2 separate regions of the Mus musculus genome follow, and region 2 is linked to region 1. The links are chromatin loops, found by intact Hi-C in ENCODE. Cell type or tissue: gastrocnemius. All regions are shown on one strand. Links, peaks and the distances in the headings refer to the core of each region. The heading gives the core; the rest is flanking DNA.

Region 1 (15,736 bases), core at 3,072-11,071:
GGAACCTGGCTGGACAGCAGGAGAAGGCTTGTTGTCTCTCTCGTCTCCCAGAGTTCAGGGACCTCAGGTCCATTTTTATTTCTGAGTAATTATTCTTTAACTTTATTTAATTTATTAATATTAGTGTGGGTGGCTGATGGGGGGGCTGTACCACAGAGTGAAGGTGAAGGTCAGAGGACAACTTTGTGAAGTTGGTTCCCTCCTTCCACCTTTACACGAGCTCCAGGAATTGAACTCAGGTGGCCAGGCTTACTCAGCAAGCCCCTGAGCACTCTGAGCCATCTCGCTGGTCCCATTTCTAGGTAATGTATAAAGACTGAAGGTTTGGACTGGCAAGATGGCTCAGTGAGGAAGAGTACTCGCTGTACAGGTGCTTATACCTGAGTTCAAATCCCCAGGAATCATGTAAAAATAATTGCCAGGAATGGCTGCACATGTCTGTAACCTGCATTAAGTGTTGGAGACAGCAGTTCCTGGAAGTGCACTGGCCAGCTAGCCTATCCAAACTGGGGGCTTCCAGTTCAATGAGAGTCCCTGTTTCAAAGGAATAAGGCAGAAAGTGATAGTGGAAGACACCTGACATCATCCTCTCCCCCCACCCAGTGTGTGTGGGTGCACACTCACATGTATGTAACACACTATTCACAAACCATCCACACATGCCAGCACACATACAGAATAAAGGCTTATTCAACTCCAGGTTATGAAGGTGGAGTTCAAGTTCAGTGTCTTGCACAGGACATCAGTGAGACAGAAAACTCAGTTTACTTAGATCTATTCTCTTCCGAAGCTGCTGTCCCTTTGGATTAAGCCCCACCCTTATCACCTCATTTAACCTTAATCACCACTCCAAATTCTTACCTCCAAATGCCATCATTGAACTAAGTCTGTCTACTTGCTTAATCCTTTACAATAGGGATTAAATTTCTCTGTGAACAGTCTTAATGAACAGTCACACCATAGCATGGGGTGAGGCAACTCGAATAGCCTCAGGCGGGTCCTTGGGTTGCTTCTGAGCGTTAGAGCTGACTTCCCTGTCCATGGTCTTCTTCTGCAGAGCCATGTTTTGACTCTCCAGCCAGCATCAGGGGTCTAGAGTGACCCTTCACGGAAAGAAGTCTCAAGGACTAATTCTTGAGTCTCGGGACTTAGGCAAGCTGTTGTTCTGCAGAAGGCTTAATCACTGTGGGTCATGAGGCCCTTCTAAAGCTGAGAAGGGGTAAAGCCATCTCTTAAACCCCATTGCCAGAAGTAGACCCTTGAGCAGGACTGGCTGGTGTGACCTCTGACCTGAGTTTTTCTAACCTCCCGGACTTTCTGTCTGCCCTGATTGCCTTAGCTTCTTGGCTTATGTGGTTTTGTTTGTTTGTGTTTCTAGAAAGATCTCTCTGTACCACAGGATGAGATATGGAATGATGCATATGCATGAATTAATTTAAATCAACTATACTTTGAGAGCAGCTATAGGGAATAAGAACAGATAGGGAATAAGAACAGAACTGCCCTGCAAATGTCGTGGACATGGGATGCCCACCCAGGGGAGCGAGGAATAGGCCGGAGACAAGGGTCCTTCTCCTCAGCGGGATCGTCTTGCGACACACTGTTCCCATACATACTGCAAGTCCAAAATTCGCAAACAAAGATCATCAAGCACACTTTGAACTCTCTGCAGCCTCCCTTGAGACTGGGTTGAATTGACTTCAGAGGAAATCTGGGAACAGAAACTCGAGCTGAAACTGGTTTTATGGATCCAGCAGCAGGAACTTGTTAGCTTGGTAGCAGCCCACGGGGCTTTGCTGACTGGGAGGGACCATGTTGTTGGGAAGGCTATGGAAAGAAGGGGTGAGGATTTGAGGAAGCCGGCTTAGACAACCCTTAAAAAGGGTGGGTAGGGCTAGAACAGTGGTCCCTGGGATGGGTCAGATGCTCCATCTAGGTTTTAGGGTGTCAGGGAGCCAACACTTTCCAGAGAAGTCTGCTTAAAAAAATAAACTCACCCAGCACTGGGGCTATTTTCAGTTTCCAGCAGAGGAGATGACATTTTATTCTTGGACCAACTGGCCATGTCTTATGGCCTACTTTCCTGGCTTTTCAAATCTCTCCCTCTGTGCAGGGCGGCCTCAAAAAGGACAGAGATTCCTTTGCTTCATACTGCTTTACGGTTGAGGGTTCGCTGGCCCTCTTGATACTTTATATAAGCGGTTAAAGCCATCTCCTTCCTCTTGAAGAGGAAGCTGCATTTCAATGAGGGACTTTGGCACACCCCAAGCTACTCGTCACATTGAATGGCAGAGTCAGACCCAGAGTTGTCTGGCCTGTACCTTTTGCACAGAGCCAGCCTGCTGGCACAAGGGAGGGCAGTGCATCCGGCATCCATCTGGCGCTCCTTGGAGTGGGGCACGGGTGGGTCGTGCTGGAGGACTGGGCTCACGTTGCATGCTGTCTTGTTGGCAGTGGAATCTGGTGTGTGAGGATGACTGGAAGACACCCCTCACCACCTCCCTGTTCTTCGTAGGCGTTCTCTGCGGCTCCTTCGTGTCTGGGCAGCTGTCAGACAGGTAAGGACCTTGGATGGGGAGCGATGGGGTGTAGCTATTTATCATGTCAGCCCATCTTGACACAAGATCAAATTCATGGGCTTTCTACACAGGGAAGAACCCTTTAGGCACTGGGTAAATAATAGGAGGAGCCTAGCGCTTGGGATGCTAGGGCTGAGAAGATTACAAATTCGATGTCAGCATGGACTCTATATCAAGACTCTATGTGACTAACTAATTAGATAAATCTTTCCCAGATAGACCTACTGTGCAGTCTTGACTGTATCACCCCTACATGACAAGACGCTGCCTTGAGTGACAAACTAGCACAGTAAATGAATAAGTCTTTCACAGATGGTACTAAGATGTAACTCCAGCCTCAACATCCTGCCAAGACCCACTCCTGTCACACTCCCAGGCTGAACTCACGGGGCTTTGGCCAAAAGAGATGCAAGTATCAACCTCACTAGAAAGTGGAGCCCTTGGACCACACGTCCCTTTACAGAACAGGATGCTGTTATCATCATTGCCCTACACTCTGCCCCCAACTCTTGACAGGGTAGGGGGTAGGTGACATGTCATTGCTGTACAAACAGCCGAAAGCTAGATTCAAGCCAAGCAGCCCCTGCTATGCACTCTGAGCCTGGGAACTGAGCCATGGCTGGGCCTGCAGCCACAGGGCTGACCCAGGCTGGCTTTTGGCCTCCAGAGCTTGCAGGCTTCGTGAGGACAAGATCGAAGTATCCCAAGTTGTGTTTACCTGCTCTTGTGGCCAAGGCAGGCAGGAATGCTAACTGGCAGTGTTGGATGAGGCTTCCTGGTGTTCTTACCCTCCCCAAAGCTTTAAAGCCCATCCTCCACCTGCCCATGGGTCATTACCAGAATGAATATTTAAAGCTTAAATTGATGAGCGGCGCAACAGACATGGCTCAGAATGACATCACCTCATAAAGCAGTTGTTTTCAATTTTAGAGACACATAGACACACCTGAGAAACTTCATCACACCCCAAATACTCACCCTGCATTGCAAATAAACAAGACCCGGGCAAAGTGGGGTGCTGGTATGAGTAGGGAATGCTCTTAACTTTCCCTTAGGCCTGTCCTGATAAGCCCATCTGAAGAGATGTTAGGTTGTAAAACTCTTCAAACAGCTAATACCGCATGCCAGCTCAGCAAACAGCCAGCTGTAGGGGGCCGGTTGCCTCCCCTCACTGTCCATCAGCTAGGTAGCTCAGTGTTGCTGCTTGGCCTGTCCTGATAAGCCCATCTGAAGAGATGTTAGGTTGTAAAACTCTTCAAACAGCTAATACCGCATGCCAGCTCAGCAAACAGCCAGCTGTAGGGGGCCGGTTGCCTCCCCTCACTGTCCATCAGCTAGGTAGCTCAGTGTTGCTGCTTGGCACAGACAGAGAGGCCCACAGGCCACAACCTTGTCCAGCACGGAGAGTGCATAGAATTCAAGGGCAGAATTCCAAGCTGGTACCCTAACTGAGTGTACAGCACTTACCTACTGTTGTAAAGGCATGACATCCTAAGCTGAACCATTGTAAGTCAAGAACTGTCTGTCATTTTTAAAGCTCTCTGGGTGGTTCCAAGTGCAGCCAAGGTTAAGAAGCAACCACCCTTCAGGGAATTTTTAAACTTACAGAATTCCCATGTGGGTGATAGAAGAAGTGTCTTCAAACTGCACTTTGAAGGGTTTTGTTTTGTTTTGTTCTGTTTTGTTTTGTTTTGTTTTGTTTTGTTTTGTTTTGAGACAGGCCCAGGATGGTTGAGGATGGCCTCAAAACTGCTATGTAGCTAACAGTGGCCTTGAGCTCCTGATCCTCCTGCCTCAACCTCTCAAGTGCTGAGATGGCAAATATGCCCCACCATACCCAGTCTTTCCCATTCTGGGGGGTCAAAGCCAAAGTTTCATTCATGCTAAGCAACTCTGTCCACTAGAACATGCCCCTGCGCCCAGCCTCCCTACAGCTCCTTCTAAAGATCAGATTTGTCAATGTGACTCTCACGGAAGATGTCCTGTGTTTTCCAGAAGCAAGGCTTGGTACCTCGGAAGGTAGTTCCTGGGCAGACAGATGCTCCTCCAGGGAGGAGGCTGGCAGAATGTCACAGGGGAGGACAAAGGGAAACCAAACATACATCTGCCTTAGTGCTGACACAAGACAGAGCCTACAGTGAGGCTAGGCTTGGTGTTACAACTGACCCTGGCTTACAGTGTTATGCTGTGTCCTCTAGGTTTGGCAGGAAGAAAGTCCTCTTTGCAACCATGGCTGTGCAGACTGGATTCAGCTTCGTGCAGATTTTCTCAACCAACTGGGAGATGTTCACTGTGTTGTTTGCCATTGTGGGCATGGGCCAGATCTCCAACTACGTGGTGGCCTTCATACTAGGTAGGAATGACTTCTGGGTTTCGATGTCCCTCCTTGCAACCCTGTGAAAGGCCAGGGAGGAGGGCGCCATAGAGTGTGTATCCAGAGTGTCCTCAATCTTGTGTGTGTGTGTGTGTGTGTGTGTGTGTGGTGGAGGAGGAGGCTGCAGCTTTGAGCCAGTCACAGCAGGACTGGAGCTCACAGGAGGCCATCAGTATTGGGCCAGAATATGGCCAAATACAAGAGCTTGACCTAGGCAGAAGTAGCCACACAACAGCAGAGACACATTCTCAGGAGCAAGGAGTGAGGGACGGGAGGTCCTGGGGGAGAGACAACAGAGGACATAAAGCCCTCGAGCTGGGCTGTGAAAGCAGAAGGCTGGTGGCCTACAAAGCAACTTAGTGGGGTCGATGTGCCATATACAGAGGAAGGAAAGGCACTTGCTAGGTGGCAGGATTTTGTCCCACCTGGGCAGAGCTGCTCTGGCCTGCTTCTGAGCCCACACCCAGAGCATATGAGCTCCACACAGGACAGCTGTGCCTCTCTGATAACAGTCCTACTGTTGGAAGGCCAAGCTGAGGGAGGGCAAGCCATCAGTTCCTAGGCCTTGGGGAGGCCCTAGACACTCTCCAGCTTCTCTGGAGGAGGAAATGAGGTGAGTTTCATAGAAGTTGTTCAGGGGTGCTCTGAAAAGTGTGATTCCCACCACCTAACACCCCCTCATTATGAAAGGAGGTGAGGTAGTATACCCACAGCATAATAAACACAAAGTCCTATAATACTTAGAACAAGCATTTTAGTTGGCCCCAAATTATCACAGTCTTTTCCCATTGTTCCAGCTTAACTATTGATCGTGCTCTATCATAGAGGTCGAATAGCCTTTCCTACACCTGGCTATGTAGTTCTGATTGCTCTCAGGAGTTTGTGACTCACTGGCCTTAGCCGTGTTATGTTGTGTTAGCCAAATACATGCACACCCTCTGTCAGGTTGCCAAGGTGGAATTGTCCAAATTCCATTCCTTTAATTATTGGTGAATGGCCTCTTGCCACGGGCCCAGCCTCGTGTCTGAGGGAAGAGGACTCACAGGAAGGGATAGTGCAAGCAGGAGACACAGGGTTCCGCGTGGCTCAATAAGCAGCCCTCCATTAAGCAGGCCCTGGCATGAGGAGCGAGGTTCTCAGCCTTCCGAGGAGGATGAGGAGAGCGACAGGAGTTTTTCTGAGGTTATCTGTGAAGATGCACACATGTTCTCAGGAGACAGAGACAGGAGAATGATCAGTTTTAGGATAGCCTGGGCTATGTAGCAATACCATGTCTCTTAAAAGCAAAACAACAACAACACTTCACCATAACAAATATTATTATGTCTGTAGAGAGCAGAGACGTTTGTGTAGAAAGAAAAGAGCTGCAAGCAGTAAGTGATGTAAGACCTGGGAAGGGTGGGACGTGAGGGTCCCTCTGGATGGGAGGACAAAGTCAGAGCAGCCCCGGCTGGGAGCAAGGAGTGGTCTATGCCAGACAGCCTCATCCTCTGATGCATTTTACTTATTTAACTTGTGTCTGTCTGTCTGTCTGTATGTATGTATGTATGTATGTATGTATGTATGTCTCTATGTGTCTGTGTTTGTCTATCTGTGTGTCTATCTGTCTGTCTCTGTGAGTGTTTATGTATGCATAAGTATGAGCTCAGGAGTGTGGGCAGGTTAATGCAGAGGGAAACACTGGATGTCCTTCACAATTGCTCTCTGCCTATTTTTCTAAATGAATGTTTATTTTGTATGAGGAAAGGGGGTGCATGCAAGCCATAGCACACGGGTGAAAAGCAGAGAACTAGTGGGACTTCATTTTCTCCTCCCACCACGCTGGGCCCTGGGAGTCAACTCAGCTGACCAGGACTGGCACTGAGCCAGCCAGCTGGCCATTCACCTTATTCTTTGGCATAAACTTACATTAAACTTGGAGCTCTCAGGTAACTTACCCCAGAGGCCTCCTGTCTCTGTCCCATCAGCACTGGGTTCTCAGGCGTGTTCCACAGTGCCCAGCTCTTTTAAGCGGGTCCTGGGCATTTGAGCTCACATCCTCATCCTTGTACTGCAAGCACTTTATCCACAGGCCCAGCCACCCAGCAGCAGCCCCAGCCCCCTCAAGTACCACAGCTCTGGCACTGCCTTCCACAACCCTCCTTCCCACGTGGCCATGGCCTCGAGTGCAGGGTAGAGAAGAAGAGGGCCAGGTCAAGGGTGGGCAGGAGCTTAGGTGTGTCAGGCCAACAGTTAACAGAGAAGACTGCACTCACAGGGCTCGCTGTCTGCTTGGGTCCACCCTTCTCATTCTAGCGGGCTCGGAGGGAAACTGCTAACATTAGGTTCTGGGATAACACTTGTGTTACGATCTTAGGTCTGAAGGCCTGAAAGTGTCGCTGAAAACTGATCTGTCCCAGAACAGATGGCATCCCAGGCACTTCTACAGGGGAGGAGGACTTTGTGGAAAGACAGACATGGTGGCTGCTGGTTTTCCTGCAGCACAGCAGTGCCCTCTGGTGTTTCACGAGTAAAACAGCTACTTTCCAGGCTTCTGTTGGTTTTCTTTTCCTTGAAGCCAGATTTGAACCTAACAGATTTTCATTTGAGAAGTTCCCTGAACTTTGATCTTCCCAGCTCTGGGAATCTGGATGCTTGGGATGGTAAAATGTTCATCCTGGGGATTAATCTCTGTGTTGATTCCAGAACCTGAATTGTTCCCAAAGCAGTACAGGAATGAGCCTTCTTCTAGGCTGCTCTTAAAAACCTCACTAGGCTTGCAAGAGTCTTAGGATAGTACAAAAGGCCAACTAAACTCATGCTCCTCAGAGCAACACACACAGGATACACCTCCCAGGGTGGGGGAAGTGAGACTCAAAATCAGGGTCATTGACCCTCTCACCCCAGCTTTCTAGGCCCTGTGTTAGTCTCAGGCATAGCACCCTCAACCTGCCTACAGACTGCTGGGTAAGATGCCAGCAGTGGATCTCCTTCATCCCCTGTAAAGAACCGCTTCTCAGCAAGGGAGGGCTTGGTGGAAGGATGGACCTGGTGGCTGCGGGTTTTCCTGCAGCGCAACAGCGCCCTCTGGTTCTCTGTCTTCAGAAAACCTAACCACCTCCTGCCTTGACTGAGCTCACTAATTCAGTATTTTTCAGACTTCTAACATCAACACCCAACCACGACCCCACCCCACCCCTGCCATCCTTGCTGTAGCTTCTCTTTAGACATGTTTAAAGCTCATTTGATCCAATCCATATGTTTCCCTTTCAATGAGCATACACTTGATGGCATGTTCTATAACTTTGGCTACCAGGGATCTCAGTCATATTTGAGATTTAACTACATCAATTACATGGCTTTTTATCAGCCACCTATTTTGTATTGTTTTTCACTAATTTATTAATGTACATATCTTTTTGTATTAAGGATCAAACCAAGGGCTTCTTGCATGCACTGTATAACTAAGCTATACTCCAACCTTTAAATGCTTTAAACTTGAAATATAAATTTGTCCTGGCCTATTTGAATGAAATAGCATAGCCAAATACCATAGGCTAGCTTATCTCAAAAACCCAGATCTCATTTTCTGTGTCGTGGCAGCAGAAGTTGGAGTCCCCCAACCACACTGTATCTCCAGTCAGGAAGCAGAGAAATGAATGCTTGTGCCCACCTGGCCTTCTCTTTTTTATTCAGCCCAGCACCCTCTCCCATACCCTGGCTCCACCCACATTTATGGGGACCTTTCTCCCCAGTTAAGTCGATCTAGAAACCTGATGAGGTAATTTGTTAAATCTGCTCTATCTCCTGGCAGGTACACACACACTTCTCACCACCTGCCCTTATGTTCTGGATCCCAGATGGAAACACACACACACACACACACACACACACTTTATATTTTAATATGGTATAACTAGCTTAATGGTTAGGCCACTTCTGAACCTCCATGTGGCTAACACACTCCCCTCCAATATTCCTGAGTTAACACACTTACTAAATCTGTATTTTATCCTTGCTGCCCTGGACCCTTCTGGGGTCCTCCAGGGGCTGCTTTCCCCTTTGCATCTACATTTCAGCCGTCTCTCCCTCCTGCACTTTCCCGGTGTGGTCTCCTACACCCTTGTCATGGTGGGATGCCCTCTTCCTTCTCTTCTGCATTTCTTGTCCAGGAATCCTAAAGGCCCCACCTCTGTCTCCCTGCCCATCCATTGGCTGCTGGCAACTTTATTTCCCAGTCAGAGCCAACTGGGGACAGGGACCCTCAGTTCAGACGTGTGGGTTCCCTGTGATTTTGGGAGCCGAATGAACACAAATAGCATTAGAACCAATCCACAACAGAAATCCCTCACAAATATGCCAGAGATTTGTCTCCTAGGTGATTCTAGATCCCATCAAATTGACAAGCAGTATTAACCCTCACAGGGGGACTTAGCATAGAGGAGCCCACACTCTCTACCCATTATGATGCAGGGCACTGCCCCCTCAGTCCATCCTAGCACATCCATTCCCCAGGCTTGTCTCCTGAGCTAGAATGTGCAGCAGGCTTCAGTTGCATTGGGGTGCATGTCCTGCTGCCTCCTTATGGAGAGTGCCCAGTGCTTCCTGGGGCTGGATGACAAAGGGAAGGTAGAGGAGCCAATTAGTGGCATAATCTCCTGGAGCTGCCCATGGTCTCGTCAGAACTAGGACATGCTCTTGTATTGGGATGTGGGGATTCTGTTCTCCAGAGACCCTGAGAAGCCAGGCTTTGCCTAGGATCAGAAGCCCATGGGACAGAGGGAGACTACAGGGATCTGGGTGAGCCAATCTGGGAGTCATCTCTGCCATGGGTCTTTCCCCCAGGTGAGCACACAGGGAGCTTCTTGCATCTGCCAGACTCGGGGCCCCTTCCTGGTGTCCCTCAGAGAGAACTTCTCTCTTAGCCAGTTTAATGATCAGCCCAAGAAGAACTGAAAGACATTCCGCCTCACAAGTGGGAAAGACACATTCCCCTGGTGTCTCCACTAGCATCCCAGCTGAAGGACTGGTCCATAAGACAAAAGGGTTTGCCCCAGGCAATTTTCTTCTTGAAAGCTAGACATGCATAGGTTGACAGATACGGCTTACATCTTGGTTTTATCACTGTGTTGAGGTTTGTTTGCTCTAGGATTCTGATTTGTTTGGGTTCTATTCATGTGTGTATGTGCATGTGTGATGTTCAAGTGTGTGTATGTGCATGTGTGGAAACCAGAGATTGATGCCCTATGTCTTCCTCTATCACTCTCTCACTGAATCTGAAACTTGCCGTTTCAGCTAGACTGGCTGGCCAACTAGCTCTCAGGATTTTCCTGTTCCTACCCCCAAGTGCTGGATGTCCAAACGTGTGCAGTCATGTCCAGTTCTTATACGGGCTCTGGGGATTTAAACTCAGGCCCTTGCTTGATCAGCCAACACTTGACCCACCGAGCCACTGCTCTCACCCATTTGTCTGTGATTTTGAGACACAGATCTCTTATAGCCCAAGCTGACATTGAGCTCAGAATTTATGCAGCCAAAGAGCCCCCAGTCTTCCTTCTTCCACTTGTTCAGTTCTGGGATTTTAACTATGAGCTATCACTTGCAGTTTGTGTCACTGTTACAGATACGTGACTGTAGGCAAGTGGCTTCAACTCCTTATGTCTTAGGTGAATGTTTGTAAGATAACCGTCAAAGGGATCATTTATCCTGAAGTGGGGCTTAAAGAACTGCTCATAAAAGCGTTGGTTCTGAAGATGATGGTGGGTATGATGATGGTGGTAGTGATAATGGTAATGATGGTGATGATGGAGATGATGGTGATGGTGATGATGGTGGTGGTGATGGTAATAAAGACAATGCACTGTGACAATGTTGGTGAGTATGATGATGGTGGTAGTGCTAATGGTAATGATGGTGATGATGGAGGTGATGGTGATGGTGGTGGTGGTGATGGTAATAAAGACAATGACTGTGACAATGTTGGTGATTATGTACATCTTGGTTGCTGCTCTGTGATTGTCATATAATACCCTGACAACAAGCAACTTGGGGAAAGAAACGCTTCTTTAGGCTCACAGTTCCAGGGGCTACTGTCTGTCACGGTGGGGGAGGCATGGCAGTCAGGAACGGAGTGACAACATTTTCTCCTTACATAGGAGGCATAGAGAGAAAAGGAAGTGGAGTCAGACTATAAGGCCTAAAAGCCTACCCTTAGATGTACTTCCTCCAGCAAGGCTCCACCTCCTAAAGACTCCATCACTTTCCGCAGTGGTACCACCTGTTGAGGCTAAGTGGCCAAATGCATGAGCCAGTGGGGACATTTCTCACTCGAATGACAGCAGTGTCTAAGGAAGGGAGAGGTCCTAAAAGTTAAAGAGTGGTGGAGTTGTCTGTACAGTCCTCTGTGATCCACGGGCTGGCAGAGCTCTTGTCCCTGCCTGGTACCTACCTGGTGCATGACCAAATTATGCTGAGTGTGTTACTGTCTGCTCTCAGACTGTGGCCCAGTGCTACGGTGTCTTCCCTGGCCTCACAGAAAACGGGTCCCGTGTGTATTTCTTTTCTATGATCAAATTTTCTGCTTCTAGATTTTTGCTTAAGAAGAACACACACAAACATACACATACACACATACATACACACACACACACACATTCATTGCCATATTGTAATCCCAGCCAAAGACCCAAAGACAGCCAGGTCATGGTAGAGTGCACTCATTCCTAGAGTAAGGAAACATCTGGAAATTTGACTCATGAAACCCAGAGTAGTCAGACCGCATCCTTTGGAATGAATCTACAGGCTGAAGGATGGCCCTGGGCTTAGAAGCCTGGTCACGCTGTGAGGGTCGTGAGATACCCAGCCTCAGCTCTCTCAAGAAACTGAAAGAAAATCATGAGAAGGGAACCATTGAGGAGTGGGACCTACTTTCTCCTTTTCTGTTCAGCCGAGGACCCCATGCCATGCACCGGTGCTGTCCACATTTACAAAGGGTGTTCCTCGCTCAGTTTACCCAATCCGGAAACCTTCACGGACATGCCCAGAGTCTTCACTTCTGGATGACTCTAGATTCTTCAAGTTCACCATCAATATTTCTAGTGTTTTGTAGTGTGGGCAAGTCCTATACAAAGAATAAAGCCCTTGCTGTCGGCTATATCTCTGCCTTCAGGTCAGAAGGCCCAGAGTGGATTCTAGAAAGGACTAAGGCTCCCCACAGAGGATGCTGTGCTAGGATCCTAAGTGACACCATCTCTGAAGACCCACTGCTGAGTGGACTGCTGAGCTGCATAGGACAGAAACCTGCTGCCAGTCCAGCCTTCCCCAGACAGTACCAACTGCATGTGGCCTCAAGCCTTTGCTTTGGTCACTGGATATGTGCCTGACACCTGGGCTGTCACCCTACAGAGACAATAGAACACTGTCTGCCTGGAGAACATCAGCTCCAGTGCTGGCTGCCAGCTCTGGGAAACTCCAGAGGCAGCTGCCTTCTGAGTATCATGTCTCAGGGTTCAAGGACAGGGACTGTGTCCTGACAGCTGGGAGAACCACTGTTATCTCACGGGCCAGTGACTGGTCACACATAGGAGAGTTGTGGACAAGCCTCCCACAGCCTGACTCCACTCAGTGTCTTAAAAGAGCCACTTCTTGTCTCCTGGACAAGACAGTCTCTGTGTCTCCCGATGGCCTTCCTCTGAAAACAGCATTGTCAGAAGGCAGTAGTTTCATTGGTAGAGCCCTTGTCAAACATACATGGGTTCAATCCCCAGCTCTGGAAAGAGATCCCGTCTCAAAAAGGCAAATGTTGAAGAGAGCAGAAATGCTAATACTGCCCATTGTTTTGAACAGGAACTGAAATCCTGAGCAAGTCGGTTCGCATCATCTTCTCCACATTAGGAGTCTGTACATTTTTTGCAATCGGCTACATGGTCCTGCCGCTGTTTGCATACTTCATCAGAGACTGGAGGATGCTGCTGCTGGCCCTGACACTGCCTGGCCTGTTCTGTGTTCCCCTGTGGTGGTGAGTACAACCGCCATTCCCAGCCAGCCCTCTGCCTTGTGGCAGGCAGGCACTCCAGAGATGAGCCCACTGTTCACCTAGCTGTGTCTGCGTGCTCTCTGCTGCAGCTTGCCCTGCTGCCTCCAAACTTCCAGCACTCTGCATCTCAGTGACTGGGCACATGCATTGTAGGAAGCCTGTCTCAGACTTCTTCCAGATACTTCCCACTCCAGTCTCCTGCCCATGTATTTCCATGTGGTCTGTGGAGCTGGTACTGCTGGGTTGTGTCTTTAACTCTGTGCTGTTTAGGGCTCTCTCTCTCTCTCTCTCTCCTTCCCTCTCTCCCTCCCTTCCTTCCTTTCTTCTTTCCTTCCATCCTTCCTTCCTTTCCTTCTAATTTTAAAAATCTTTCATCACATTTTTTTTAAAAATTATTCACTTTACATCTTGATCTCTGTTCCCCTCCCACAGTCTATCCCCCATTCCTCATCCCCTTCTCATCTGATAGCACAGACCCCCACCCCCCACAACCCTGGGTATCTCCCCACCCTGGCACCTCAAGTCTCTGCAAAGGTTAAGTGCTTCCTCTCCCACTGAGGTCAGACAAGACAGCCAAGTTAGGGGAATGGATTCCACATACAGGCAACAGCTTTAGGGATAGTCCCTGCTCCTGTTGTTAGGAACCCACATGCAGACCGAGCTGCACATCTGCTACATACATGCAGGGGGCTTTCATCCAGCCCATGTATGCTCTTGGCTTAGCGATTCAGACCCAAGAATTGACTCTGTTGGTCTTCTTGTGGAATTCCTTTCCCCAACTCTTCCATAAGAGTCCCCAAGCTCCATCCCCAAGCTCCAATGTTTGGCTCTGGGTCTCTGTATCTGTCTGAGTCAGCTGTTGGGTAGAGCCTCTCAGAGGACAGCCATGCTAGGCAGGCTACTGTCTGCAAGCATAACAGAGTGTCATTAATAGTGTCAGGGATTAGTGCTTGTCCATGGGATGGGTCTCTAATTGGACCAGTTATTGCTTGATCATTCCCTCAAGTTTCTGCTCCATCTCCCGTCCCTCCATTTCTTGTAGGCAGGATAAATTTTGGGTCAAAAGTTTTGTGGGTGGGTTGGTGTCCTTATTGCTCTATCGCTAATTAACAATTAATATATATGTGTGTATATGTATTATTTATGTATTTAGAACTATGTAGAATATTTGCAACATTAAAATGACCTAGGACATTTTGCTACATATGTTTGCTAACATCAAATCCTGTGGTTATAGAAGGTAATGAACCATTGCAAATGAATTCCAGGTTTATTCCAGAATCTCCCCGGTGGCTGATATCCCAGAGGAGATTTGCAGAGGCCGAACAGATCATCCAGAAAGCCGCAAAGATGAACAGCATCGTGGCGCCAGCAGGGATATTCGATCCTCTAGAGGTGAGCGAGCACCTGTGTGCAGACATCCCTTTTGAGATCAGCTCTGCAGAGACTTTCTTTTATGGAATTTAGTGTAACTCGCTACCTGTTAAATGCCCACAATATACCAGGCACTGCCTTAGGTATCACAGTTACATTCTCAGGTAAAATCTTAGGAGGCATGGCGATGCACACCTGTTCTCCACCCTTCTCAGGAGGAGGGGGTCTGAGGACTTCTTAAGCCCAGATGCCCAGGGCCAGCTTGAGTAGCATAGTAAGACATCATCTCTCTTCCTGAAAAAAAATCTACCTAAAGGACTATTTATAAATTAAGAACATTAGGTGTTTGTCTGTCTTTTAACTGTCTATACAATTCATAAACCCAGTTTTTGATTGGCAGTTTTATCCTCTTAGTACTTGTTTGACTCCTTGTGAACTCTGGATATTAGCAGGTAAGGGATGTCTGCCATTCTATAAGATGTTTGCTCTGCAATCTCTCTGCTGGTAGTTGGTGCTTTTCCTGTGCTGGTGAGGAGACTCTTGTCTTCAAATTCTTCCTTATCCCAGTGTCTGAGGAGTATTCCTTATGTTTTCTTTTAGAAGTTTTAGCATCTTGGGTTTTCAACTAAGACTTTTGATCTATTTTGAGTTGATTTTTGAACAGGTAAAAGATAGGACTCTGATTTCATCCTTTGCAGGTGGCTATCCGGTGTGCTGCACCACCTGCTGAATGGGCTATCTTTGCTTTTTGCAAGTTTCCAACTTTGCATTGGCATGTGTGTCCAACCATTACAAGGTTATGTATGAACTTGTATTTTTAAGATACCCACAGTACCTGGAAAATGTGCATCTGAGAGTTGGCCAAACCCCAGTTCCCACTGTATCCTGGATTAATTACACCAAAGCCTTTCAGGAAAACAGTACATATCTTTAGTTGGTGTGCGTGGTATGTCCAAAGCCTCGGTGCTTAAGAGCACAGACTCAAGGCTCCACTCCTAAAGGCAGGTGGCCTTGAGGAAACACCATTGTGCATTGGGTTTGTGGTACGTTGTGATGGTGAGGACTTTGTGGGTATCATGTTGTGCTGGCTCTTAGAGAAGACAAGAAAGGCAAGACACAGCCCCCACACTGCACTAAAGGATCAGAGAATTACTGAAGGGGGCAAGAGGAGTGATGTGCAGGACATGGTGACACAGGAAAGAGATGCTAAGGACCCCAAGGAACAGACATTGCATGTCAGGAGTGTCCAGAATGACAGCCTGGTGGCCTGAGGAGACAGGTCCACACTTGGAGGACAGTAAGATTAACACAGGTGAGTAGAGGTCATGGTACCGCTGGCCAGGATGAGGGAAAGGACCCTCAGGACATCCGAAGGAGATCCTTGTGGTTGCATTT
Region 2 (15,736 bases), core at 2,507-10,506, 140 kb before region 1:
AGCTGAAATATCTTGGGCAGATTAACTCAGCTTCCTTAGTTCTATTTCTTACTGTGTAATGTTAGTGTAATGAGGATTAAAATAGACGAGGCATGTGTGGCGCACAGCCCCCTGTCCACTGTAACTAACTACTCACCGTCTCATCAATGTAAAGCATCTTTGTTCTCAGAATTCCCATATTCCCCAAATATTGCCCTTGGTGTCCTTCTTGCTCTCTACATTTTTTTTTTCTTTCGAGACAGGGTTTCTCTGTGTAGCCCTGGCTGTCCTGGAACTCACTCTGTAGACCAGGCTGGCCTCAAACTCAGAAATCCGCCTGCCTCTGCCTCCCAAATGCCGGGATTAAAGCCATGCGCCACCACTGCCCAGCTCTCTACATTATTTTTAAACTGTTTATTTTTTATTTTATGTGTGTGTTTGTGTTTTGCCTGCATTTATGGTCCGTATTAGGGTATCAGATCCCCCAGAGCTGGATTTACAGACAGTGGTGAGCTGCCATGTGGTTGCTAGGAATTGAACCCATGTCCTTTGGAAGAGCAGACAAATGCTTTTAACCTCTGAGCCTTCTCGCCAGTCTGCTCTCTACATTTTGAATAATGATAGTAGCTGCGTTTATTGAGAAGTTACCCTGTTGTAAATATGCATAAATTCATTTAGTACTTAGAACAAGTCCAGGGAGATGAGGAAACTTATCACAATGTAATAAAGCAGGGAGCTGAACCCCACGAGTTTAGTAACCCGTCCAGACCTTACAGTCAAGCGTGAGAGCCAAGCAAGCTGTGAAGATCATGTGTCAATCACTGGGACATAGCGACCTCAGCTTAAGCACCAAAGCAGATACTTCTGAACTCTGGTATTTACACCCTGTGTGGCAAGAACAACAGAGCTAGAGCTACGTCAGTGTAATTTCCGTCTCTGTGGGTTGAGTCTCAGTGATGAAAGTTGCAGTAGTAGAAACACAATGTCAAATCAGTTAACAGTGATAAAGGACCTGCAGGTAAGGGTGCCTGCAGATAAGCTCAGTAGCCTGCTTTGATTCCTGGAGGCCACACGGTAGTAGGAGAAACTGGCAGAGGCAGGGTGTCCTCTCATCTCCATGGCTACAAGCACCCACTTTCATATATACACCCACTTACTCATGCTCATACACACACACACATACACACACATGTATACACACACATGCATACACACATGCACACACATGCACACAATAAATAAATAACACACTCATTTCACATGGTCACACACTACTGACATGCACTTTTCTTACACTGGAAAGCTTTTCTGTGCCCTTTCAGGCTTGTCTCTACCCTCTGGGCACACCCTGCAGGCAAAGTTTGAAATGAGCTTAGGGAAAGGCTACCTCCCAACAGGAAAAGAGTAAGTGCGAGAATTCTGAACCTTTGAGTATTTCTTCTCGTCAAAACCCGATGACGGAAGCAAATCTTCCCTGGAGAGCACCTGCATCTTTCAAGCAGGTGATGACGCTCATGAAAAGATGGAGTGTGCTCAGAAATGCCACCACAGAATGTCGAAGTCAGGAGTAGGTAGCAGAACACTCCTGGACTTGGTGGATACCAGCTCTGTCTCAAGTAACACAGCTAAGAGGAGCGATCTTCAGACCTGCTGAAGAGAAGACAGCTGCCTTCTTTCTCTCTCCAGGCTCTGGCATTTATTCCCTCTCCAGAGTCCCCAGAACTAAAGTATCTGCAGCTGGCAATGATCACACCCTCCCAGAGTGCCCAGGAAGCAAAGACTCTGCTGCTATAGACAATTTGAAGCAACCCCATAGCCCACACCTGGGATTAAAACAAAACCATGTTTACATAACATAACAAAATTCTCAGGACAGCTGTCCCCTCACCCCACAGTAACATGGACTAGACTAGGAACTGGAACAGAGGGGGGGGGTTGACTTCCTCCCCTGCTGGGCCCTGCACATGCGCATGCTAGGGGTGCACTCTCCTTCCAGGCTACAACTTCAGCCTGGCTCTGAGCTTTTAAAGCCTGCTATCTCCTAAGCTTGGCATACCTGGCTTTTAGAACATACACTTTGTAAAACCTGACCCTTGCCTCAGTAATTAACACACTATTGAGGCCACTGAAACAAAAGGCAGTTGACTCATCTCTGACTTCTCTTTTTTTCCTTTCATAGCACACATGCAACACGCTACCATATCCTGTCATCTTTATCTTCCAAATATAGGCCAGGCCCAATCAGTTCTCAGTACTTCCACCACAGCTGGTTCATCTGCTACTGTAACCTCTCCTTGGATGATGCAATGGTCTCAAAAAGGAGCTGCTTCCTTCCACTTCCTTAACCCTCTCCTGTCTTTCTCACAAAGCAAGGAGAAGAGAGCCCTGCGACTTACAGAGCAAATCCCTAAAGCTGTTGTCCTGCCTCCATGGCCCCATATGCCCTTCTGGCTGCTTTCTCTACTCTCTTCAGCTATGGACTCTGCATCCTACACTACCCTACCAACATAACAAGCAAGACACGCCCACCAATACAACAGTGGCATGTGGCATGACCATTAGGATAGTAACTGTGATGGTTTATATATGCTCAGCCCTGGGCGTGTCACTGTTAGAAGGTATGGCCTTGTTGGAGTAGATGTGTCACTATGGGTGTGGCTTTAAGACCCTAATCCTACCTGCCTGGAAGCCTCGTCTATATCACACACTCCAAGGCTCGGGGAGTATCACAGAAAAAGATGGGAAAGAATATAAGAGTGAGAGTGGTGGGAAAGGGTTGGGATATGGAGCACTGTTTTAAGGCCGTGAGATGACTATCAAGCTCTCAAGTTCTCAGGAGCTATGGATTATCAGCACAAATCTTACACAAACTTGAGCCTAGGAACAACCTGCCCTGGCATCGGGAGGGGCTTGTGGGGTCCCACTCTTCCCTGAGGAGTTATAGGCAGTTACCTGTTGCTGGAAAAGAGACATTTTCTATAGTGCTGTAGACACTGGTAAGTTGCCCATAATTCTGCAGATGCCTCACCTGTGTCTGTGTAATCACGTTCATTGGTTCACAAACAACAACAAGTATACGTGAAAGCAGATGAGTGTATTAGTTCCTTAGTTACCTTCCCTGTAAAAATAATTGACACACAATAATACTTGGCAGGAAGAACTTGAGGAAGAAAAAGTTTATTTGAGCTCATAGTTCAAATGTATAGTTCATCATTGTGAGGAAAGCTTGTGACTTCATTACTTTTCTATTGCTATGACAAAACATCGCAACCAAGGCAGCTCATAAAAGAAAACATTTAATTGAGATTATAGTTTCCAGAGGGTTAGAATCCATGGTGGCAGAGGAAAGGCACAGTAGCAGGAGCACCTGAGGGTTCCCATCTTGACCCACAGCAAGAAGCAGAAAGAAAGACAAGGGAATGGCAAAGCCTGCCCTCAGCGACACACCTCCTCCACCAAGGCCACGCCTCCTAATCCTTCCCAAGCAGTTCTGCCAACCTGGGACCAAGGATTCCAACATGCTGGTCTATGGGGTTCATTGTCATCCAAACCACCACAGCTTATAAGCAGGAACAGGAAGCAGTTGGTCACATTGCATGTGTAATCAGGACATAGAGGGATATTAATGCTTTTACTCAGCTCTCTCTCTCTCTCTCTCTCTCTCTCTCTCTCTCTCTCCTTCTCAGTCTCCCTCCCTTTCATTCAGTCAGGGTCCCAGCCCATGCAAGGGCACTGCCCACATTCTTGGTAGGCCTTCCTACCTCCCCACTTCAACTGCCACTATCCTTAACTAAGCCCTCACAGACCAGCCCAGAGACTCATTTCCACTGTCAAGTAGTCATCAAGATATCACAGTGCAGGCCAGTTGGGAAGAGGGAGGTGATGAGCAGGAGTAGGAGGAACATAGAGGACAAAGGTCATAGAGAGAAACACAATCAAGATCCATTATAGACAGGAAGTAGAATGCCATAATGAGACCAGCTATTCTGTATAATCAGTATGTGCTAAGGACGCTTGAAAATAGAACCTGAGCAATAACTAAGGGAAAGTGACCCAAAGGAAAGTATGTGGAAATTGTAGTCAGAGAGATGGAAGAAGACACAGAAGACAGATGGATTATGAATGCTAAGGTTGGTAGTTAAACTGTCTTCCATGGCGTCCTTACAAAAGCAAATCTTAGGTACCATATTAGCCCAAGTACAAAAGAGCTAGAGAGCTATTACCCAGGAGACAGGGAGTCAACCTCAGAACATGCCTTACTGGCTGCGTTATCTATCATCTATCTATCTATCTATCTATCTATCTATCTATCTATCTATCAATCTATCTATCTATTTATTTTTGCATCACTGTGACAGCACAGTGGCTTACTCAACTCAGGCTCACTCCAGAGGAATAAAGTCCATCCCGATGGAGAAGTTCTTAGCCTGTGGTGACTGGGAAACAGCAATGGTGGAAGGAGAGTGCTCAGCTGATATTTCTCCTTTCGCCATATTTATTCAGTCTATATAGTGGCCATCATGTTCAGGGCTGACACTGGGTGGAACCTCTCTGGCTACATCCTCACAGGCACATGCCAAAATGTTCATCACTGGCTCTCCAGAGACTTCTACTTTAAAACAAAACAAGGTTTCATTCTGCAGCCCAGGCTGGCACCACAGTGTGGTTATCCTCCTGTCTCAGCTTCTCAAGTGCTGGGATCTCAGGTATGAGTCACCACACCCAGCTCCCTGGGTGTTTGCAATCAAGTTGACATTGTCAACCATCATACTGACCATTAAGGCAATAACTCAGGAACAGGAGAAGTACCAAGCCTGGCTGGCTCTCACAGAAGAAAGCCCGAGGCTTCAACTGCTCTACGCTCCTGTTACACAAGCACTCAGATATGCTTGTGCTTTCTTAAGAAAGAAAACTGACTACACCAAGCGATTCTTGAGGATCTGTGGCCTGACCAGGCTAAGGACTGAAACACACAACCCACAGTTAATCCAAAGTCCATCCTAGGCTCCTGGCTGCTCAGTCTATGATGCTGTTTCTACAAATCAGACTTTTGGATTCATCAAGGTTCATATCTGAAGGCAGGAAAATGATACCCTCCACCGTTCTCTGCAAAGGCACTTTTATGTTTAGCATTAACTCAGGCACGCTCTAACACAAGATCTGAATTAGCAAAACCAAGACTCTCTGAAACCGCAGGGAGTTTTTACAGGGAAAGTCTTGGGAATCCTCAGATTTTCACACTATGAGTTTAGTGCAATGGTAACTACATTTTCCTAAGCATTCCAATTTCCTTCCTGTGGCTGTGATAAAATACTCCAACAAAAAATAACTTAGAGAGAGGGGGTTTATTTTAACTCACAATTCCAGGTGATAGGATGTCACTGTAGGAAAGGGATAGCAGCAGGGGCTTGAGACAGCTGGTCACATCACATCTGTTGTCAAGAGCAGAGCTAGGTGAATGCAGGCTTTACTCTTAAATAGTCCATAGCACTATGAATAGGGAATAGTGTTGCCCATATGGGCTGGGTCTTCCCACATCCTAACAATCAAGACACTGTCGCACAGACATGTCCACAAGCCAAACTGATCTAGGCAGTTCTTCAGAGAGACTCTCTTCCCTGGTGTCTCTAGGTGGTGTCAAAATCAACGAATAAAACTAACCATTGCACTACCCTACCTTATTTGAGAACATTCATAGAATTATCCGTGAGACCCAATCTAGATGTTAGTGTGTCCACTAGAAAGCAGGGTAAGAGGGTCTAGATACAGAGTTCAAGAAGGGAGGACAAAGCCCAACTTAGTAACTCACAAGCATGTGGTTGCCATAGCAATGGAAGTGAAAGGGAAAAAGGAAGGAGACAATAAGGCACATATGAGAAGGCCCGGAAGCCCATAGGGATGCTGAGAATAAAAGGAAGAATAGTGAGGCTAGCAACTGAAGGAAAGATGCTGTCAGCAGTGTCCTCCAGGCTCCACCTCTAGGAGGAACCAGAATATTTTTATCAGACAGGTTCAAGGACTGAGTTAAGGACCGGCTTTGTAACATTTCTAAGAACGGGAAGTGAGAGAGCAATCAGTGTGCTACAAAGTTTCAAGTAGCCAACTGATGAGATGAAAACCAAGATCACTCTGGCTGCGTGGGATGATGCAGGTTTCCAATTCCACACCGGAGGGATTTCAGACCGGCCTGGTCTACATAGGGAGACAGTGAATTTCAGGCTAGCCAGAGTTACACTGATAAGTCAGTTCCAAGCTAAGCAGAGCAACATAGTGAAAACTTGGAGAGAAAGAGAGAGAGAGGAAGAGAGAGAGAGAGAGAGAGAGAGAGAGAGAGAGAGAGAGAGAGAGCGCTGTGAGCTCAAGAACTCAATGATGCAGGAAGAGGGTGGGGAATATATCTGTAGCTATGGTTTGAAATCCTTGATTGCCAATAAAGCCTTAGGACCCAAATTTGTTTCTCCAGGGATCATCCAGAGCATGCTATCTTTTGAGAATGGCCCCACCAGTGAACTCTGGACTAGACTAAGAGGCCCTGCCTCTATGAATAAGAAAGAAAAAACAATCAATGATTGTTGGTTGATTGATTGATTGATTGATTATTCCTCACATCACCCTCTGGGCCAACCCCCACCCCACCCTCACACACAAATAGAAGTGAGGAAGGCTGGTACTTCTGTAAGATTCCATTGGCTACACAGGTATGATGAGAACGAGACTGGCTAGTTGGGGAAGGGAGGAAGATGAGGGAACAGTGAAGACAGACTTCCTGGGGTACTGACCATCCACCTAGCAAATGCACTTTTAGCGAGTATGGAAAGTACTTTAAACATCAAACTGGGGGTTTGTCAATTCCCTTGGCACTTCCCTACTACTGACCTCTTAATCCCCAATGTTTTACAATAACAACACTACAAATAAAGTTTGCTAGCATGTAAAAGAATCTCTATAAAAGTTAAGAAAACTCTTCAATGTGCACCAGCCCTGGGAATAATGTCCAAGACAACCTTGGGTCAACAGTCAACTGGCTGAGGGTCTTTTTGCTCTGCCTAGCTAGAAATCACAGAAAGCAAGCTTTTTTTGACTGCTGAGAACAGAAGCAGTAGGCCAGCAGAAGTAGCGGCAAGTGGCGCCCTCTAGTGTTACAGCAATGTGCACACCTCAGGTATCTAGACCCTGTGTCCTTGGTCCCAGCAGCACTCCAGTTCTTGGCCTGAGATCTCAGACTCTTGTCCCTGCGCCTTGACAGTTATCACTACCTCTGCTACTTCTTTGTGTGAGTGTGTGTCACAGTCAGCTCCAGTTGTAGTGATAAAAGTAAGTAAGAAAAGACCATTCACAAGAAGCCTATTCTTGGGTCTGATGTTGCACACACAAGTATCAGTAGAAGAGAGCATAATGGGCTAAGCCTGAGTGGCCTGATCACCTGGCCCAAGAGGGGACATTTGGACTGATCACAGCCATATTAGAACTAATACAACCTCCTCTTAGCACCAATCACGGCCATTGAAGCTTGTGGTTTGGATCAATCACAACCTTGCCTCTTAGTCCCTCTGCCAGACCACAAAAGGAAGTATTTTCCTTTTGCCGACATGGAAATGCTGCAGGGTCATTTAGAGTTCATCAAGGTTTATGACAGACAGTCTGGTAGTTTTAAACAGCTCTGCACTTTCAAAACGGAGACAGCACCTGTAATGATCATCGGGTAGTTTCCTTAACCTTTCTGCATAAGACAGCCAAAGTTAGGAGGTGGTTATAGAGTGGAAGACATGCTTTTCAGATGGTGTTACAGACTAAAATCTAAACACAATCCAGGGATGGAATCATAATTCTTTAACTTAGGAATGATGGTAGAGTACTTTAACTAACTGGAAAACATGATAGACTGGATGTTAATTGTATATCATACTTTGTAATTTACATGATTGTTATGGCTTTGTTCTATTTATGTCTGGGAGAAGAGGTGTTTGTTTGTTTGTTTGTTTGTTTTATTGGACTGAAAAGGTGAGATGTAGAAAGTGGTTCTGATGCTAAGGTCCTGTTCCCCATTGGTTCTTGATCCATCACTAAAGATGCTAGTGGCCAATGAGGTAGGTGTAATAGGCAAGACTTCCAGGCCCCACAGGCAAGCTAGCAGACACAGGGGAGGAGATTTGCACCATGTTTTGGAGGGGAAAATTGACCAGCCATGTGAGATCCAAGGCAGAGCGACCATAGGTTGCTTCTCCAAGTGGGAGGTCAGGGTGTTTAGCTGGGACTAAATGTAACTAAGCAACTAAAGTTGAGGACAGATTTAGGATGCTGAGCTAAGAGTATTGGGAAGGGCATGCTAGCTGCTATAGATTAGAAGTGCCCAGCAATTAAGCCAAGAAGGCAGGTTGAAATCAAACAATGTGTGTATCTGTGTTTTTCATCCATGTATCCAACATTCTCTGGGAAGGGGCTGGTAGTGAGGCGTATTCCTGGACCTTAAAGCAGGGGGAGCAAAAACTACACTCAACAAAGATATGACAAGGTTAAATGAGGTCACATGGCTATATGTTAAGGCCGGTGTCTTTATTAAGCACAGACAACAGACAAGAGGGTGACCATCAGAGGCCAAGTGGGAGGTCTCAGAAAAATTTCAACCTGCAACATCTTGGACTTTCAGGCTGTAGAGCTGTAGAGAACAGATTTGCATCATCCATGCAATCAGTAAGTGCCATTTTGTTTCGGTGGCCCTAGAATGCACATATATGTTATAATTTTATTAGACAAGCAAGGAGAAGATTCCTTTTCACAATTAACACCAACATACTAAGACTGAGCTCAACTAGATTAAGAAACATGGCACTTGGTTTTGTTTTCAGTTTGGTTCTGTTGCTAGGATAAGATACCCTGGCAAAAAGCAACTTAGGGGCCAGGTATGGTGACGCACGCCTTTAATCCCAGCACTCATGGTGCAGAGGCAGGTGGATTTCTGGGTTTGAGGCCATCTTTGTCTATAGCTTGAGTTCCAGGATAGCCAGGGTTGCACAGAGAAACCCTGTCTTAAAAATAATCAAACAAGAAAGCTGGTGATCAGGAACAAAGAGAACGAACGCATACATGCTCACTTGCTTGTTAGTGCTCAGCTCAGTATCCCCACTTTTCTATAGTCCATGGCCCATGCCTAGGGAATGGTGCCATCTAGAGTGGTTTGGGCCTCTCCACATATATAACATAATCCACCCCCAAAACATGCCCACAAAAACAGCACAATCTGGACAATCCCTCATTGAGACTCTCTTCACAGGTGATTCTAGGTTGTGTCACATAGACAGTTTTCAGCTTTACAGGGCAAATTATCATGGCTCTTAAGACAGGAAAACTGCCAGAAAACTGAGAGGTGAAAGGGCATGTGACAATTAACTTCTGTGTCAAATTGACTAAACCATAGTGATCAACTGATCAAATGCCAGGCCAGCCTGTCACCTCACATAATAGAATGTCGGAGATACCATCTTAGTTTTGGCAAACAAAAGGGAGATTTATGTTGCCAGGCAATCAAAAGGGCTGTAAGCACCAGACTATCAAAAAGTAGCAAAGGAGAGGGGAGAGAAATGAAAGGCAGTGAACATCAGTTAAATGACAATTTCTCAAGCTTGGGAAGAAAGCAGGAAAAAACAACACACAAAAGACCTAAGATTTATAGTGTACAGAATTTAAGACTGCAGTTTCTAGTAAGAAACTGGATGAAGCATGAAGTAGTTGAGATGGCACAAATTATAAATATTGAGAGTGCAGACACCATACCTAGCTGTTCTTTATTATTTTTAAAGCCATTGTATTTATTTGAAGCTAGTCTAACAGAGAAAGCACAAGCTATTTTGCTCCAATGCCATCCACTGTAGTGCCAAGTTTCTGGTAAAAGTCGTCCCTCACTCTGACAGCCACTCAGTCACACATATCCACACAGGAGCACACACAAGTGCACACACGTATTCTCTCTCTCCCCCCTTCCCCTCCCTCCCTCTCCCCCTCCTCCTCAGGCACTCCTGCAACATTAGCGGCTCATTACCACGCCTCCAGCTTCCCACACCTGCTTATGAGTTTCTTCTGCTCTTAATTATTTAAAGACAAAGACAGTATTTTCTCCATCCATGGTTCCCCAACAGACCTTTAATAACTATTAGATGAAACTATAGTAAGTTTTTTTAAGAGCAAAGACTTTGAAAACTTCCAGTTCAAGGTTTGAGTCCCAGGCCTTCTACTTACCAGTCAGGAGCCCCCATGTGACCTCAGGGATCTAACTTTGTCCTAACTCAGGCACATTACCTGTTCTGAATGAAGAGACAGGCTGTAACATCCCCCAGAACAGTACCTAGCGGACACTAAATTACTCACTCGGCTGGGTTGGTTAACAGGGACTGCCATGAGCAGGTACTGCCTCTAAGGCAGGAGTCACCCAACATTATCCCAGGATGTGGTTTTATGCTCATGGACAGACACCAGCACATGACAGATTCCTTAATGGCTGATGTCATGCTTCATTTAAGACATTCAACATCTGGTAATAACAAAGTAGAGTACCAAAGACAAGGCTTTCTGTATTGTGCTATATTTCATATGAAAAGATAATAATAATAATAATAATAATAACAACAACAACAATAGACTTCTACTTCCAGCCAAGAAGGGAGAGATTCTAGTACAACAACTTTTAGGCTCCTGGCATCCTTTAAAAACAAAACAAAACAAAACATGGAAGTTGGGCTGAAGAGATGACTCAGAAGTATCAGATGCTCTTCCAGAGAGCACAGGTTTCACAGCGACACCCACGTACCATCTGGAACACCAGTCCCAAGGATCCGACGCCATCTTCTGGCCTCCACAGGCACTGCGTGCACATGGTGCACAGACATACATGCAGACAAAACACCAGTATGCATAAAATATAAATAACAAAAGGGGAAATATTGTAAAAGAAAAATATGCAAGCCAAGAAAATCATAAATTCTGAATTACACTGCTCAAAAATCTCCTGGGAAGCATGAGTAGCAAGATCATGAAGGATGAAGCTCATATTATGAAACCAAAAGTCTATTATCTTTAATTCATTTGCAGATTGTAGACCTGTGGTAAAAGTGGGGCCAGAGTACTTTGGGCAGTATGAAAGGACACATGAAGACAAAACAGAACATTAAGAGGGAGAAGGGGTTGTCCCATGCCTCCCTCAGCATGAGCACACAGGGGCAGGGACATGCTTCTCCCCGAAAGCCTGTTTTCTGCTGTGAACTCAGTCTGACAGCTAGGGAATGAAGGATCCCTAAAGACAAGAGGGTTTCTTAGAAGAAGGCGAGCTAGCAGTGTTCTTCACACTAGGAACAGCAGCTCAACAGCAGCAACAACAAAAGTATATTGGGATTTTTAAATTCCTTATGACCTTGATCCACCCTACCTCCCCCACCCCCTGCAGCCGCCATTATTTTTAGCAAGCAAGTATGGGGTCAGAATTTCAGGTCAACAGTTTCTTTCTTTCTTTCTTTTCTTTCTTTCTTTCTTTCTTTCTTTCTTTCTTTCTTTCTTTCTTTCTTCCCTTCTTTCTTCCAAAAATGCTCAGGGACATCACTCTCCCTCCAGCCAGGGATGAGTCTCAGGAAATGTATGTGAGCTTGCTTTGCTTTGCTTTGTGGGGCCAAACTTGACAGACATTTCTTTTGGCTTTGTGTGTTTGCCAGCTCTCTTGCTCTGCTCACTCACTCTAACTAGCTTGTTTGCTGTGGTTTCCATTTCTGTCTATCTCTGCAGGGTTCCAAGACTGCCCTTTGGGAATCAAACAAAGCACCGAGAGTACACACTAGTCCCTTTGGACTGACTGGCTGCCTTCCTCCTCCTCCTCCTCCTCTTCCTCCTCCTACTACTCCTCCTTCTCCCCCTTCTTCTTCAGATTTATTTATTTATTATATGTAAGTACACTGTAGCAGTTTTCAGACACACCAGAAGAGGGCACCAGATCTCATTGTGGGTGGTTGTGAACCACCATGTGGTTGCTGGGATTTGAACTCGGGATCTTCAGAAAAGCAGTCAGTGCTCTTAACTGCTGAGCCATCTCTCCAGCCTCCTGCATTCCTTCTTAAGGCATGACTGATCCCAGCATGGGAAGATGGTCTGCCCTCCCTCCCTTTTGACCCATTTTCCCTCTTTCACCATACACTCAATAAAATAAGTAAATGAAAGAGGGAGAAGGGACTTGCTCAAACATTCACCCTTGTTACTTATTAAGACAGTTTCTGGATTCTGAAATTGCACAGGCTGGAAGGTTAGGATATTAAGCAGAAAAATCTCTGGCTCAGATTTAAGTTTTCGAATTCTTTGAAAAGAAGAATGACATTGGGGGCAGTCAAAAACTGGAAGCTAACATAAAATATCCGAGGGTCAGTCCCAAGGAATGGCCAATGCGGACAGAGCAGAGAGCGTGGTAAGCACTCCAATGGAAAACCTGGACAGAGCAGAGAGCACTATAAGCCTCCAGTGGGAAACCCTTAGAGGACAATAGCCTGGTGGAGGTGGAAGGCACACTACAAGTAGTCAACAAAAACTTCAAGCTAACATTAATCAAGTCAGCCTTGGCTCTGACTGGATCAAGGTCTCCTCTGCCTCTTAGAGTGTGAGCCCCTGTGCAGGAAGCCATCACCATCCAGGGCTTTGAAATTTGTCACACAGCATTCAGAATTCAATAAAATGCCAAGACTAGATCAAAGCCAGAACACAAGAGGAGAGAGAGGGGGGGAGGGGGAGGGGGAGGGGGAGGGGGAGGGAGAGGGAGAGGGAGAGGGAGAGGGAGAGGGAGAGGGAGAGGGAGAGGGAGAGAGAGAGAGAGAGAGAGAGAGAGAGAGAGAGAGAGAGAGAGAGAGAATGAAAACCATGGAGTTATTAGACAAGAACGTTCAAGGAACTGTTTTCATCAAGAAAACATGGAGGAAATAAAAGAGAAATTCCCCAGAAAACTAAACCCATTAAAAAGAACTGAAGGTGCTGTCTTTCTTCCACTGGATGGTTTTGGCTCCCTTGTCGAAGATCAAGTGACCATAGGTGTGTGGGTTCATTTCTGGGTCTTCAATTCTATTCCATTGGTCCACTTGTCTGTCTCTATACCAGTACCATGCAGTTTTTATCACAATTGCTCTGTAGTAAAGCTTTAGGTCAGGCATGGTGATTCCACCAGAGGTTCTTTTATCCTTGAGAAGAGTTTTTGCTATCCTCGGTTTTTTGTTATTCCAGATGAATTTGCAAATTGCTCCTTCTAATTCGTTGAAGAATTGAGTTGGAATTTTAATGGGGATTGCATTGAATCTGTAGATTGCTTTTGGCAAGATAGCCATTTTTACAATGTTGGTCCTGCCAATCCATGAGCATGGGAGATCTTTCCATCTTCTGAGATCTTCTTTAATTTCTTTCTTCAGGGACTTGAAGTTTTTATCATACAGATCTTTCACTTCCTTCGTTAGAGTCACGCCGAGATATTTTATATTATTTGTGGCTATTGAGAAGGGTGTTGTTTCCCTAATTTCTTTCTCAGCCTGTTTATTCTTTGTGTAGAGAAAGGCCATTGACTTGTTTGAGTTAATTTTATATCCAGCTACTTCACCGAAGCTGTTTATCAGGTTTAGGAGTTCTCTGTTGGAATTTTTAGGGTCACTTATATATACTATCATATCATCTGCAAAAAGTGATATTTTGACTTCCTCTTTTCCAATTTGTATCCCCTTGATCTCCTTTTGTTGTCGAATTGCTCTGGCTAATACTTCAAGTACTATGTTGAAAAGGTAGGGAGAAAGTGGGCAGCCTTGTCTAGTCCCTGATTTTAGTGGGATTGCTTCCAGCTTCTCTCCATTTACTTTGATGTTGGCTACTGGTTTGCTGTAGATTGCTTTTATCATGTTTAGGTATTGGCCTTGAATTCCTGATCTTTCCAGAACTTTTATCATGAATGGGTGTTGGATCTTGTCAAATGCTTTTTCTGCATCTAACGAGATGATCATGTGGTTTTTGTCTTTGAGTTTGTTTATATAATGGATTACATTGATGGATTTTCGTATATTAAACCATCCCTGCATCCCTGGAATAAAACCTACTTGGTCAGGATGGATGATTGCTTTAATGTGTTCTTGGATTCGGTTAGCGAGAATTTTATTAAGAATTTTTGCATCGATGTTCATAAGAGAAATTGGTCTGAAGTTCTCTATCTTTGTTGGATCTTTCTGTGGTTTAGGTATCAGAGTAATAGTGGCTTCATAAAATGAGTTGGGTAGAATACCTTCTACTTCTATCTTGTGAAAAAGTTTGTGCAGAACTGGAGTTAGATCTTCTTTGAAGGTCTGATAGAACTCTGCACTAAACCCGTCTGGTCCTGGGCTTTTTTTGGCTGGGAGACTATTAATAACTGCTTCTATTTCTTTAGGGGATATGGGACTGTTTAGAAGGTCAACTTGATCCTGATTCAACTTTGGTACCTGGTATCTGTCCAGAAATTTGTCCATTTCGTCCAGGTTTTCCAGTTTTGTTGAGTATAGCCTTTTGTAGAAGGATCTGATGGTGTTTTGGATTTCTTCAGGATCTGTTGTTATGTCTCCCTTTTCATTTCTGATTTTGTTAATTAGGATTTTGTCCCTGTGCCCTTTAGTGAGTCTAGCTAAGGGTTTATCTATCTTGTTGATTTTCTCAAAGAACCAACTCCTCGTTTGGTTAATTCTTTGAATAGTTCTTCTTGTTTCCACTTGGTTGATTTCACCCCTGAGTTTGATTATTTCCTGCCGTCTACTCCTCTTGGGTGAATTTGCTTCCTTTTTTTCTAGAGCTTTTAGATGTGTTGTCAAGCTGCTAGTATGTGCTCTCTCCCGTTTTTTCTTGAAGGCACTCATAGCTATGAGTTTCCCTCTTAGAAATGCTTTCATTGTGTCCCAAAGGTTTGGGTACGTTGTGGCTTCATTTTCAACAATTGGTGCTGGCACAACTGGTTGTTATCATGTAGAAGAATGCGAATCGATCCATACTTATCTCCTTGTACTAAGGTCAAATCTAAGTGGATCAAGGAACTTCACATAAAACCAGAGACACTGAAACTTATAGAGGAGAAAGTGGGGAAAAGCCTTGAAGATATGGGCACAGGGGAAAAATTCCTGAACAGAACAGCAATGGCTTGTGCTGTAAGATCGAGAATTGACAAATGGGACCTAATGAAACTCCAAAGTTTCTGCAAGGCAAAAGACACTGTCTATAAGACAAAAAGACCACCAACAGACTGGGAAAGGATCTTTACCTATCCTAAATCAGATAGGGGACTAATATCCAACATATATAAAGAACTCAAGAAGGTGGACCTCAGAAAATCAAATAACCCCCTTAAAAAATGGGGCTCAGAACTGAACAAAGAATTCTCACCTGAGGAATACCGAATGGCAGAGAAGCACCTGAAAAAATGTTCAACATCCTTAATCATCAGGGAAATGCAAATCAAAACAACCCTGAGATTCCACCTCACACCAGTGAGAATGGCTAAGATCAAAAATTCAGGTGACAGCAGATGCTGGCGAGGATGTGGAGAAAGAGGAACACTCCTCCATTGTTGGTGGGATTGCAGGCTTGTACAACCACTCTGGAAATCAGTCTGGCGGTTCCTCAGAAAATTGGACATAGTACTACCGGAGGATCCAGCAATACCTCTCCTGGGCATATATCCAGAAGAAGCCCCAACTGGTAAGAAGGACACATGCTCCACTATGTTCATAGCAGCCTTATT

What was found. Peaks named below come from ENCODE experiments on the same cell type or tissue, not always from the same donor. Only the 100,000 strongest peaks of a DNase experiment are listed, where the experiment ranks them.
Region 2: it touches region 1 in a loop (4-fold over the local background); 2 of 42 quality-filtered maps call a loop at or near these places.

The regions. Positions count from the first base shown.
Region 1 is chr11:53,994,590-54,010,325 of GRCm38, reverse strand. It overlaps Slc22a4 (solute carrier family 22 (organic cation transporter), member 4), which reads left to right. Exons shown (of 10, transcript NM_019687.4): 2 at 2,455-2,558; 3 at 4,778-4,932; 4 at 12,778-12,949; 5 at 14,236-14,362. Among named protein-coding and RNA genes, the nearest start is that of Slc22a21, 22 kb to the right of the region's middle. In gastrocnemius, for the core only: CTCF peaks have their summits at 7,451 (motif pointing left) and 8,007; DNase peaks (open chromatin) are centred at 3,972, 5,940, 7,393, 7,992 and 1 more place; H3K27ac peaks cover 959 bases.
Region 2 is chr11:54,136,465-54,152,200 of GRCm38, reverse strand. Gm12223 (a long non-coding RNA gene) reads right to left here and starts at 10,333. Exons shown (of 9, transcript XR_003949549.1): 1 at 10,213-10,333. In gastrocnemius, for the core only: a CTCF peak has its summit at 7,110 (motif pointing left); a DNase peak (open chromatin) is centred at 7,108.